2 separate regions of the Homo sapiens genome follow, and region 2 is linked to region 1. The links are chromatin contacts, found by Hi-C or POLR2A ChIA-PET in ENCODE. All regions are on one chromosome and are shown on one strand. The core of a region is the stretch at or near the end of the contact, and the rest is flanking DNA. Distances in the headings are between cores, read along the strand shown.

Region 1 (5,745 bases), core at 29-2,528:
CCAGTAGCCTCCCTCCTCCCGCCTCCCAGTTCCTGCCAAGGGTCTCCTCCAACCTCGGTTTCTCCCTTGCCCCATCTCCGTGGACAGTGGGGCTGCACGAGAGAGTGCAGTTTTAAGAGGCCGGGTAGGAGGGAGGCAAGTTTCACTTCCCCGCCCCGATTGAGCTTCCAGGCGACTGGAGAGCAGGCTGGCAGCCCCCTCCTTCCGTCTCCCACCAGTCTTCGTCCATCCTCCAGCTACCTCCCTCACCTCTTCCACTTACCACCCCCCTCCTCCGCGTCCCCGCGAGCAGCCCAAGAACTTTGTCAAACTCTGAGCCACAGTTACACCCCATTCCCACTCCCAACCCCATCCCGCCGGCTCCCGGAACGGCAACTCCCGGGCGATGGGAGGCGGGGCGGGGCAAATCAGCCCTGACCAGCGCCCCCAGCCGCCGCGATGCCCACCCTGCCGCGCCGCCCCCGCCGGGTCCTACCTCCAGAGCTTGCCCAGCGTCTTGCTGAGCTCGGCGTTGTGCAAGTGCGGGTACTGGTCCGCGAGCTTCCTGCGCGCCGCCTGCGCCCACACCATGAAGGCGTTCATGGGCCGCTTGACGTGCGGCTTGTTCTTGCTGGAGCCGTTGACGCGCACCGGCATGGGCACCAGCGTCCAGTCGTAGCCTTTGAGCACCTGGCTGACCGCCTCGCGGATGCACACGGGGAACTTGTCCTCCTCGCTCTCCTTCTTCAGATCGGGCTCGCCCTTGGGGAACGTGTTCTCCTGGGGCCGCGTGTTCTCGGTGTCCGAGCCGGAGCCCGACGGGCAGGGCGAGCCCGCGGAGTCCTCGGACATGGTGGGGCTGGGGGCGCCGGACAGGCCCTTCTCCTGCTCGTCGGTCATCTTCATGAAGGGGTCCAGGAGATTCATACGCGGGCCCGGGGCAGGGGGCTGGTGGCCGGGAAAGGCGAGAAGCCGCGGCGGCTCGGGGACTCGAGGCGCGGGCTCCTCTCCCCTCGGCTGCCCGGATGCGGAGCAAGCGGCTCCCGGGGAAGCTGGCGCGTCGGCCGGCTACCGCGGCGAGCACTTAGGAAGGCGCGGGGTGGCCAGTTCACAGCTGCCCGCTCCAAGTGGGGGGAGGCGAATTGGAGAGGAGGAGGAGGGGAGGAAAAAGAGCAAAAGTGGGGGCGCTTGCACCCCTTCTCTTCTCCTCCTGCAAAGAAAAGTTTCCGGGGTTGAAACTGGCGAGTCTCCGCGCCACTGAAGTTTCCAGTCAGTTTCGAGCTCCGCTTTCGGCTCTCCAACTCCCAGCCCAGGGTCTCTTTAATAAATACTCCGCCTCACCTTAGAGCCACCCGCCAATCACAGCACAGCAGTCCCAGGGTTGGCAGGCAGCTGATTGGACCCGATTTTGGGGAGGGAGGAGGATTGTGGCACTGGGCTGGGTGACGAGGCGGGAGGGGAGGAGAGGGGAGGGGATCGCAGCCAAAGGGCGGACGGTAGGGTGGGGGGGCGGGGGGTGCTGCGGGGAAGGCGGGGGACCCGGGACTTCCAAGTGTGTAAGTTTGTCGTACTCTCGGAATGCCAGAATTTTAGTGCCTTCTCCGCGCGAATCTTGTGTGTGTGTGTGTGTGTGTGCGCGCAAGTGTGTGTGTCTAGACTAGGATCTACCCCCACCTCCGACATTTCTTTTCACTGCTCTCTCCGCGGCACCGGGGACTTAGCTGGAGTTTGCAGTATTCGAAAAGCAGCCGCTTCTTAATGCGTAGCCGAGTTTACGCGCCTGGAGCGAGCCTGCCTGCCTGCAAAAGTGCTTAGAAATAGTCTTTTGAAGCAAATGTTTTGGTGACTCAACGCCCGCTGTTCCTCCGTAATAATCCATATAAATAGATTAACATGCTCGGGTTCGCCGGGGCTGGTGCGGCTGGTCAGGATTCTGCTGCGCTTTTGCAAAGGGAGTCAATGGAAAGCAAAGCTAAGTCCCCGCGAAGGTTGGCAGCGGCGGCCGTGGCCACGCAGGAGCCCGGCGCTCTCGAGGCCGCCCCGCGCCACATCGACCTTGAGCTCTGACAAGTCATTCTCCAGCCCCCTCTACCCGCGACCCTGCCGACGCTCCTCAGTAACAGGGCTACTGCTCTGACGTTTTGGTCTTTGCCTCCTGGCCGGGTCAAAAACGTCAGCCGAGTCGCCCTGTCTGGGGGAGAGTTTGCTAACTGCTCTGGCTTTGAGAGATAGAAGTTTGCCAATGCGGCTGTCCCGGGCCGCGAGGCCCAGGCCGGTCACTTGGTTTGTAAAAGACCAAACAAATGGGCACCACCGCAGACAAAACGCTCCACTCTGGCGGAGTCATGCTGCTTGCCTGCTTTTGCTGGCATTTACGAAACACCTGAAGGGGTGAAGCGCCGGTGCTTCTGACTCTAGTCCGGTCGGTTCAGACCTGCATGTAGTTGGGAGTTCTGGGGGAGGCATTGGTGGTGTCTCTCATGTATTTCAAGTGTGATTTGAGCACAACCTTTGTGTTTACACGAAATGCTTAGAGCCAGGTTGGGTAAGTGCGGAGCTATCTGCTCTGGGATAGAAGAAAAGTCTTGGTCGCTTGCGGGTTCTGTGCTTTCAGAATCCCAAATAAACGCACAGCATTGGGAAACTCTTAATTTTAAACTCCCCCCCCCCCCCCACCCTTTTGGGCTCTTGCAAAAATTCGCCTCAATTAAATTATTGTTGTGGTGAATCGGCCCACATCATAATAAAAACTAGTTTTTTTTTCCCTTTCTAATTTGCGAAGTGAGGACACTATCACAAGATCCAAATCAATGTCCTTCCGGGAGAATTTCTTAAAATCTTGTTTTCTCTCGTTGTCTTCGGAAGAAGCCCGACATTTCTTATAGGAAATGGAACTCTTCATAAGGTAGTAAGTTACAGCCTTGTTCAACAGCATTTTTTTTTTAACGAATGTAACTTCTTCAAATGGGATGTTTCTGGTGCCCTATAGCTCGTTTACAAATTTAAGAGATTTGCATACAATAGCTTCGTATCCAGGGCTCTGTGATTACTTTCAGAAAGTGTAAGAACAGCATCGTCCTTTCCTAGGAGAAAAAAGTCCGCGTAGTGTGGACCTATTTCTGTGTCCCGGGTAGAAGGGCATTGTGTGTACAGTATAACTGTGTAATTCTCAGACACCTGATTCAGGAGACTCGGAGACCATCGGGCAGACATTTTAGCCAGGTCGTCTGTACTTAGTTGTATGATATTGTAATTACCATGTTTGCTGGAATAAAGTCAGTGAAGAGGGCTATGACTTTAAGATATTTTGGAATATTTCACTAAATATATGTCAAGATATATACGTATATGTATAAATATACTTTTAATGCAATTATGCAATAAGATACTAATATGTAGAGTTTTACATCATAAACGACGGGGATTTATACATTTCCCGTTGATTTGATGCAAGCATTTTTGAATTTTACATCTTCCTGAAAACTTATGAACAGGCGACTTAAAAATGGACTGCAGTTTTCATCTGTATCCAGAGGGGGCGCCAAAAGCCCAGAAACTGTTTCCAACTCCGAGAACCAGGGAAAACTTGGATGGTGGTGGCTGGGGGTGGTGTGTTCCAGTCAATCTGGACTGCTTTGCTGCTGAGATTTATATTTGCAGGAATTCCTACGCGATATTCCCTCCTGTGCGGATCCACCTCTGCGCAGCTCAGTGAGGGAACTTGTGTCTGTAGAGATCCGGGTGAAAAAAGAGCACTTGAGATGCCAGCCGTTCTATTCTGCGCAGAATTTGGGGACTGAGGCCAGGAGAAGGCCCCTATCCCCCAGGTGCCAAGCGTTGCCACCGTCAGGCCAAGTCTAGCGCGTGGCATTGTCAGCTCGCGAGTGGATCGGTCCTGCATTTCTGCAGGGGCCTCCTGGTGTCCACTCCCCTTTCCCCATTCAGGGGCTCCATTCGCTTCGTTGTGTCTTTCTCAGGTCGCCCCGACCCCTCCTCCCTGACCTGGGAAGACGCGCGCAGTCCCCGACCAGAGGACCTCAGACACAGGTAGAAGGAAAGGAACCCGCTCCTGATGTTCAGGTTACAGATCTGGAAACTAAGGCTGTTGACCCAGTGTTGGCTAGAGCATTTTGCCAGGGGCGAAAGGAGCCAGGGTCCTCCATCTGATGCGGTGAGGGAGGGAAAGGGCGCAGGTCACGAGGCAGGAGACGGAGGGCGCTTCTCCGTGTTCGGGACGTGCTTTCGGATACCCGCTCTTGAGCAAGCGCCGCGAGGTCTGCCGCCGGGAGCGGAGACACAGAGGTGCGAGTGGCTCCCCAGGGAAGCCCTCGGGAAACCGAGGTCTGGGATCTCCCCCTTTCCCCCTCTTGCACGTCCCGGACCGGCGCCGGGCTCAATTTCCCCAGCGGGGGCCGCCAATCTCTCCTCCGCGTCTACGCGGGAGCTGAGACCGGAGCCCAGAGTTGCTGGCGCAGGGCGAGTTTCTCGCAAACACTCAGTGCTCAGGATGGGGGTGAGGGATGCGAGCTGATGGGGTTCCTTTTACCTGGCGAATTAAGGACCACAACCTCCCTATCCAAACTTCCTTAGCAAAAGTGGGGACGGTGTTTAAATCCGTTTTCGGTAGGGACGCTTTTCTGTCCCTAGGGAAAGTTTGGTGGGGTGAGCAGCGGCGTCCCCCAAATATCTCAGCCCCGGACAATGTTCTCATTAGAGGTGATGGGAGAAGGGGTTACCCCTTGTCTATTCCAGTTCCCCAGGCCGGGTCCCTTGCAGGTAGAAGACTCCTATCCCTGGAGGGACAGGTCCCCGTGTCGCGGGCTCCCAGCCGCTCCTGTAATTAGTACATTTCGCTGGGCTTGGAGAGTGTTTATCGTCCGCTCTTCACGCCGGACACGAGTTTCTTGTGGAAGGGAGCGGCCGGTAAGCCCGTCTCTGGACTGGCGCTGGGCTGGACAGCAACAGCTAAGGGGAAAAGGAAAGTACCAGATAGCGTCGTAGGTGCGCAATAAATATCTGTTGACTGATCGAATAGATGTCACCTGTGGACGTGTTGCCCGAGTGAGTGCATGTCCCATCACAGCCGCCAGACCTCCCAGCGACAGTTGCGAACACGCGATGCTTGTGCATTCCTGCGTGTGTATTTCTCCCCACACGGGAGCCCGACTTTGGGAAGTTGACCGGCATGTGCCACTCAGGGCTGTGGAATCCCGACTCCGCTAAAACTGCAGACCAAGAGGCCCGTTTCAGTTTTCTTCCCTTTCCTGTTTTCGAAAAAAAGAAAGATGAGGTGGACGGGAGGTGTCGGGTGAGGGGGCGCGAACCTCCAATCTGCCCTGGTGACCTGGCCGGGTCTGGGGGCGTCGGGCGGCTGTAACACAGCAGGGCGCCCCGGGGGTACGGACCGGAGCCCAAGTCAGAGACCAGACCAGCTGGCTTGTCGTGGAGCTGCGGAGCCGATCAGGGAAAAAGGAGGGGTGGGAGTGGAAGGCCCCAGTCCCAAAGGGACAGCGCTCCCAAAGGGAGCGTGCTCTTTTTTCATTCTGGGTTTTGCGAAAATATCTGTCCTTAGCTGTGGCACCGGGGAGCCGCGCGTCATGCGGCTTCCCTCAACTCATCCCTAGAACGCCCTGCGGAAAATTTCCTAGGCCATCTCTTCCCCCTAACGCCCACTCCCACTATTTTAAAAAGTCTTTCAGGCATTTTTAGCTGAAGGTGATTTTGCCTTGGTGATTTAAAAGTAAAGATACAGTAAGCGCTCAACGC
Region 2 (5,779 bases), core at 53-2,552, 67 kb before region 1:
CACCATTATCACCACCACCACCATCACCATCAACACCACCACCATCACTACTATCATGATCACCATCATCACCATCACCATGAACATCACCATCACCATGAACACTACCACCACCATCATCACTACCACTATCACCATCACTACTACTATTACGACCGTTATCATCACCACCATTGCCACCATCATCATCACCACCATTGCCACCACCAACACCACCACCATCATCACCACCACCATCGCTACCATAGTGATCACCATCAACACTACCATCACCATCACCACTACCACCACCACCATCACCATTACCACTACCACCATCAATACCACCACCATCGTTACTACCACCACCTCCACTATCACTACCATCACCACCACCACTATCACCATGACCGCCACCACCACTGCCACTTTTGGTCCCACTCTCTCTACCACAATTACCACCTCCAAGTAGCTCTCAGGAACACCAAAGTTAGGGTCAGCTGACCTTAACCAAAACAATGCATGCCAGATTGTTGAATCAGATGGGGGCCACTGAGCCTACGGATGCATTATTCTAGCTGACGGGACTGAAAAAAATAATTTATCTTATAAAGGTAACCCTAAAACTACTGGACAATAGCAGCAACCTGATGTGAAGTTTCCAGTCTCAGAGCCAGAAGACCTAGGTTCTTGTTTTTGCTCTGCCATCTGCCAACTGAGTGACCTCGAGCAAGTCACTTCTCTTTGGGGACTCAATGTCTTACCTATAAAATCAGGATCATCAAAACCTATGGTCTTACAGAGTTTAAAGAAGAAAACACATGAAAACACTTATTATCAGACTGACAAAAGGTGCTAAAAATCCTTCCCTTCATCCCTCCCTCCCTCCTTCCCTCTCTCTTCTCCTCTCTTTGTTCTTCCCATTTTCCCTCTTATCGTTACTCCTAGATCTGAGATCCTCATCTGTCCCCAACCTCAATTCAAACTCCAATACACAGTCATCAATATAGGACACTAATAAACCTTTATAACTACTCCTCTAGTTCCTAACATCCTATTCACAATGTGCGTTTTCCCCAGAGAGGAGAAAAGCTAGCCCCAGTACCCAGGCACCCAACATGTGAAGGACGGATGAGGAGCAGGGCAGGGGAGTGGAGAGGGGCGGTCCAGCTCCTCCAGAGAATGAGGTCAGGCCCTGTGCGAGGGCTAATTAAAAGGTCAGGCTTCATTTCTTGTGTCTTCCAGGGGAGCCCACAGGGTGAGCAGGCGGGGGAAGGCCAGGCTTCCTGAAAATGCCTGCCAACTTTGTATTGCAGCTGCTTGCTGGAGAGCTGGCTCAGGAGAGCTGTTTGCTTTGGCCAGATGCGCTACACGGAAACAGTAGTAGGACAATGTTGGGGGAGTGGTAGGGACTAAGGCAGAGGGGGCCCTGTGCATTTTCAACAGAGAGAAAAGTTTTCTTTGCAGGCGGTGTTACGCCTCAGGCTGCCTCAAGGAACCAGCTGTGACTTGGGTTCAAGAGCCTGGCCAATAGGGATGTCAGATGATGGGGCCGTGTGTGATGGGAAGAGCATCTGCGCCTGTTCGTGAAGAAGCGGGTTGTGTGCCTCATGGAAATCAAGCGAGAGTCTGAGGAGAGTCAGACTTTGGCTTATTCTTGCCTGTCTCCCTTTGGGTTGAATTCTCATGAGATGATAAAGAGCTTGCAGCTAACGGGCATGTGTGCTGTCAATCCAAAGAAGAGATGACCTTAAGCTGGGTGGGGGACAGGAGCAATGTGGTCAGGACATGTTACCAGTAGATGTGGCAGATCCAACAGGGGCTTCCAGGTGTCACTATTACCAGTCTTAACTTTTTTTTTTTTTTTTTTTTTGCAATAGTAAAGTAAGATTTCTTGGGCACTACTTGCCATTCCAAGTGTTAAGTGCTTTACATACATAACCTCATTCAATCTTTAAAAAATAAATTTAGAGATGACAACCCTACAGCTCAAGAAGTTCAGATTGGTACATCACACAGCCAATACAAGTAACAGATAAAATTTAGACCAAGATCTGTCTGCCTATGAGCCTGGGTTCTTAGTAGCCCTGTGATGCTGGACCAGGTAGTGATAACTCCTTCCCACCAAGTTTTACAACTTACCCTAAGGACCACCCAGGGATGAGACTGATAAAAGGTTGAGGATTTCATGGATGATAATATAAAGGTGAGAAGCCGAAATGAAACCAACTGTAATCCCAGCACTTTGGGAGGCCAAGGCAAGAGGATTGCTTGAGGCCACGAGTTCAAGATTACCTTGGGTAACATAGCAAGACCCCATTTCTCCAAAATAAAAAAATATATATATATATGGTGGTACATGTTCACCCCGGCTACCCTTTAAAAAAGAAAATTAGAGGCAGGGTCTTGCTATATTGCCCAGACGGGAGTGCAATGGTGTAATCATAGTTCACTGCAGCCTCAAACTCCTGTCCTCAAACAATCCTCCCGCCTCAGCCTCCTGAGTACCTAGGATCACAGGCATATGCCGCTGTGCCTGGTGATCTCCCTTTCGTGACTCTGGGAAAAAGTAGATGATCCTTCAGCATTTTCCAGAAGCGGAGTCTCTGAGAACCAACCTTAATCTGCAAGAATAATTTGATTTCTTTCTACAGTGCTAGGACTGGACAGAAGAGAAGGTTGAGCAGGCTGACAGATGAAGACAACCTTATGCCTAGGAGAATTGCAAGGGCAGACTTGAATCTCATGCTTCGGTCTCCTGAGCAACTTTGAAGGGCAAGTGTCTTCCGCACGAGCTATGTCGACTGAGGAAACCCCAATGGAGTTTCCAGGGTCCACCATGGCACCTGCTCCTTCCTCCAATAGAAGACAACTGATTTTTCCTGGTCCCTTGGTCCCATACCTTGTTGTGCTCTGGTGGGGAATAGATACCTAGTAAGGATTTTTCTACATATTTTGCTCTCTCAGAATTCAAAACATCTGGGATGGGAAGCAGCAGTGCTTGACTGCTGGGGTTGTCTGGGGGCCTCAGAACTAGTGAAGAGGGATTTGGAGGAAGAATCAGCTACTTCATCATTTAAGGAGAACCTCAACTGCGTCTGTATCCTCTTAACTTCCGGTCACCGCAGTGGGTCCCTCCTGCCTGCTCAGCCACCAGTCGGTCGCTGCAGAAGAGCTGACCACCCCCACCCATCCTTTGTCCGGGGAGGAAATTTGGACTCGAAGGCTCTGGCCCAGAGCCTGACCCCAGCCTGCTGCTGCTCTGCTGTAATCTCCTCCCCCTCCTTCCTCCTGTCTGAGTTTCTCCATGTCTCAAAGAGCAGGTTTCAAAAATAAGAGGCTAACACACCCTTGGCAAGTGCTGGGAAGAGGGAAATGTGTTTGACACATGCTCACCCAGAGTGCATGGAGGGCTCCCAGCAGGATACAATTAATGATCAAGGGGGAGGAGGGGATTGCAACAATACGTTTTTTTTTTCCCCTCCCCATATCCCTAGTTCCTGGAGTTTGGCAACATTTCATGGTGGAGAGAAAAGCATCCCAAGGATCTGTACATAAATAGCTGGTGCACATCGGTCTCAGGTGTAAACAGAAGGAAGTCCAAGGTATGTTGCTCATCCTATAGTACAAATGCAAGGATTTGCAGGAAAACTGGGGCGTAAACTGGAAACCAGCTAGCTAAAGGGCATTAGGAAATTTTCCCCCAAGTTTAATCTTTTGAGCCTTCAGGCTAATTTTGAAAAAAAAAAAAAAGAAAGAAAGAAATTAGAGAAGTGAAGCAGGATAATTAAAGTTATTAAAACCTGTCTATAGTTAGGCTAAGAAGTCCACAGGCACCTGAGCTTCATAGGGGGTCAGCATCAAAAATGGGAACGGAACTTTGTGTTCCACATCTTTAGAAGGCCAGTTTGGTTCCTGGGCATTTTAAGACTAGAGAGCCAAAAACCTCCCTCCTAATGAGAAAATTTTATTTTAGAATGGTTGAATCTCAGAGTTTTCTTAACACAATGAGGTAATGATGCAATGCATCTCCCTCCTCCCACGCGGAGTAGGCCTCTGTAGCCTACCAGCTGCCGAAGAGGCTGCATGTGACAGAAACACTCCAGGAATCCCCAGTTCCTTTCCTCCCAGATGCCCCAGGAAAGAAAAATAAGGAAATAAAAGAAAAAAATCAAGTAGATTATAAGAAGTTTAAGGGAAATCAGATTTAGAATTATTGGAGTAACTTGGCCAGGTGCGGTGGCTCACGCCTGTAATCCCAGCACTTTGGGAGGCCGAGGCGGGTGGATCACGAGGTCAAGAGATCGAGACCATCCTGGCCAACATGGTGAAACGCTGTCTGTACTAAAAAAAATACAAAAATTAGCTGGGCATGGTGGCACACGCCTGTAGCCCCAGCTACTCAGGTGGCTGAGGCAGGAGAATCGCTTGAACCAGGGAGGCAGAAGTTGCAGTGAGCCGAGATTGTGCCACTGCACTCCAGCCTGGTGACAGAGGGAGACTTCGTCTCAAAAAAAAAAAAAAAAAAAAAAAGAATTATTGGAGTAACTGTGTGTATAAACCAGTTGGAAAAAGTATTAGGAAAGTCTGTTTTTCCAGGGATGCCTTCGTTTGGGGTAATAACAATACTCAATGCCCATCTAACCCCAGTAGGCCCCTGTGTGATGCCCTTTGTGATTCTGGACTATCTTTCAAGGATAAGCAGGGCAGACTTTAAAATCCCAATCTTATAAAGAAAATAAAGCAAACAAACTAAACCCCTTGAGAGTTCAAATGACTTGAGTAAGTTGCACAGCTTTCAAGGGTTAGGGTTAGGACCCCATACCCCTATTTTGGCTTTGCTTATTTGTTTCACTCCTGTCCACATTTCCTTCCCCTTTAGCATGGTGCACAGGTGTAGGGAGATAACCTGGATGATTTTATAAGATCGAGTGGTTGGCATGTAGAGGAAACCAAGCCAGGAAGGTTTTAGGGCCCATCCTCTCTCTTTCCAACCCCTCCTCCTGCCTTTTCTCAGGACAGGGTTTTCCAGGACATTTAGGGCACCAGGTACTCAGCTGTAGAAATCAGAAGCATATGCTCTTTGCATATATTGAGGAAACTGGGGAGAAAGAAGCAGAGATGTCGGATACTGATGGCCCATCCCCCTTCATGAGCATCTGCAGGTTTGCCTGCTCTGCTCTTCGGTGATTATTACCCATCGTATGCTCTGTGATCTTGCTTGACACAATGCAGAAACTAAGTTAGGCGATCTGGGTGTGGACTCAAGAGAGCTTGGGCCAAGGCAACTTCCTCCAAGCCGAAAACCATAGGACATTTCAAAGACCAACATTGGGAGTGCCAACCATGGGTGGAAAGGCCCTTTTGGAAGCGCCTTGTGTTGAGCCTGACATCGAAAGTTGGAAAGTGACTTTTGACCAGTGCCAACGAGTGAGTCTCTGTGCTTGTGTCTTACACAGGGAAGAGGTACAGCTGGGCTGGACATTGAGAGAGGTTTGTAAGTGTAGGGCTTTTAACAGTCCCATCCCTGCTCCCTCGCTAGCAGGGGGATGGTGGTGGGGCTGATGGAAGAATTCCACATTCCTTTTGCCCATCCCTTCTCCTGGCCAATCTAGTCTGTCTCTTCCCTTTCCCCATGTGACAGTCACTGTCACAGAAAAGCTTTCAACAAATATTAGCACAACCTGAATTTGGCTGCAATCCATCTTGTTTCCAGTGCCATCTCAGGGTTTGCTGAGGCCAGTCCTTTGGTGCCTGGCACCCTGCAGAGATTTATAGAATTCCAGAACAGGGAGCAACC

What was found. A loop is a pair of places that touch in the nucleus more often than their neighbours do. ChIA-PET counts read pairs that join two places held with the same protein, here RNA polymerase II (POLR2A). Pooled maps may share reads with other maps.
Region 2: a loop to region 1 is called in a map of heart right ventricle, with 4 times the contacts of the local background. The contact joins the enhancer-like site here to the promoter of SOX9 in region 1. A Hi-C loop is called at or near these places in 23 of 168 maps with a recorded cell type or tissue (CD8-positive, alpha-beta T cell, HepG2, IMR-90 and 11 more) and 15 of 50 pooled maps. POLR2A ChIA-PET finds 5 or more read pairs at or near these places in 10 of 52 experiments (AG04450, Caco-2, GM12878 and 5 more).

What each region holds. Positions count from the first base shown.
Region 1 is chr17:72,116,553-72,122,297 of GRCh38, reverse strand. SOX9 (SRY-box transcription factor 9) reads right to left here and starts at 1,278. Exons shown (of 3, transcript NM_000346.4): 1 at 476-1,278. The coding sequence starts at 906. It also overlaps a transcript of SOX9-AS1 not described here. RefSeq lists silencers at 293-392, 1,303-1,632, promoters at 1,246-1,391, 1,246-2,013 and enhancers at 2,115-2,615, 3,981-4,602.
Region 2 is chr17:72,183,259-72,189,037 of GRCh38, reverse strand. No RefSeq gene overlaps it. Among named protein-coding and RNA genes, the nearest start is that of SOX9, 65 kb to the right of the region's middle. RefSeq lists an enhancer at 3,171-3,672. Within about 2 kb of position 1,302, at least 4 of the 41 ENCODE cell types and tissues checked have a DNase peak (open chromatin) inside an H3K27ac peak, as active enhancers do; they include heart right ventricle, where a contact is called at or near this core.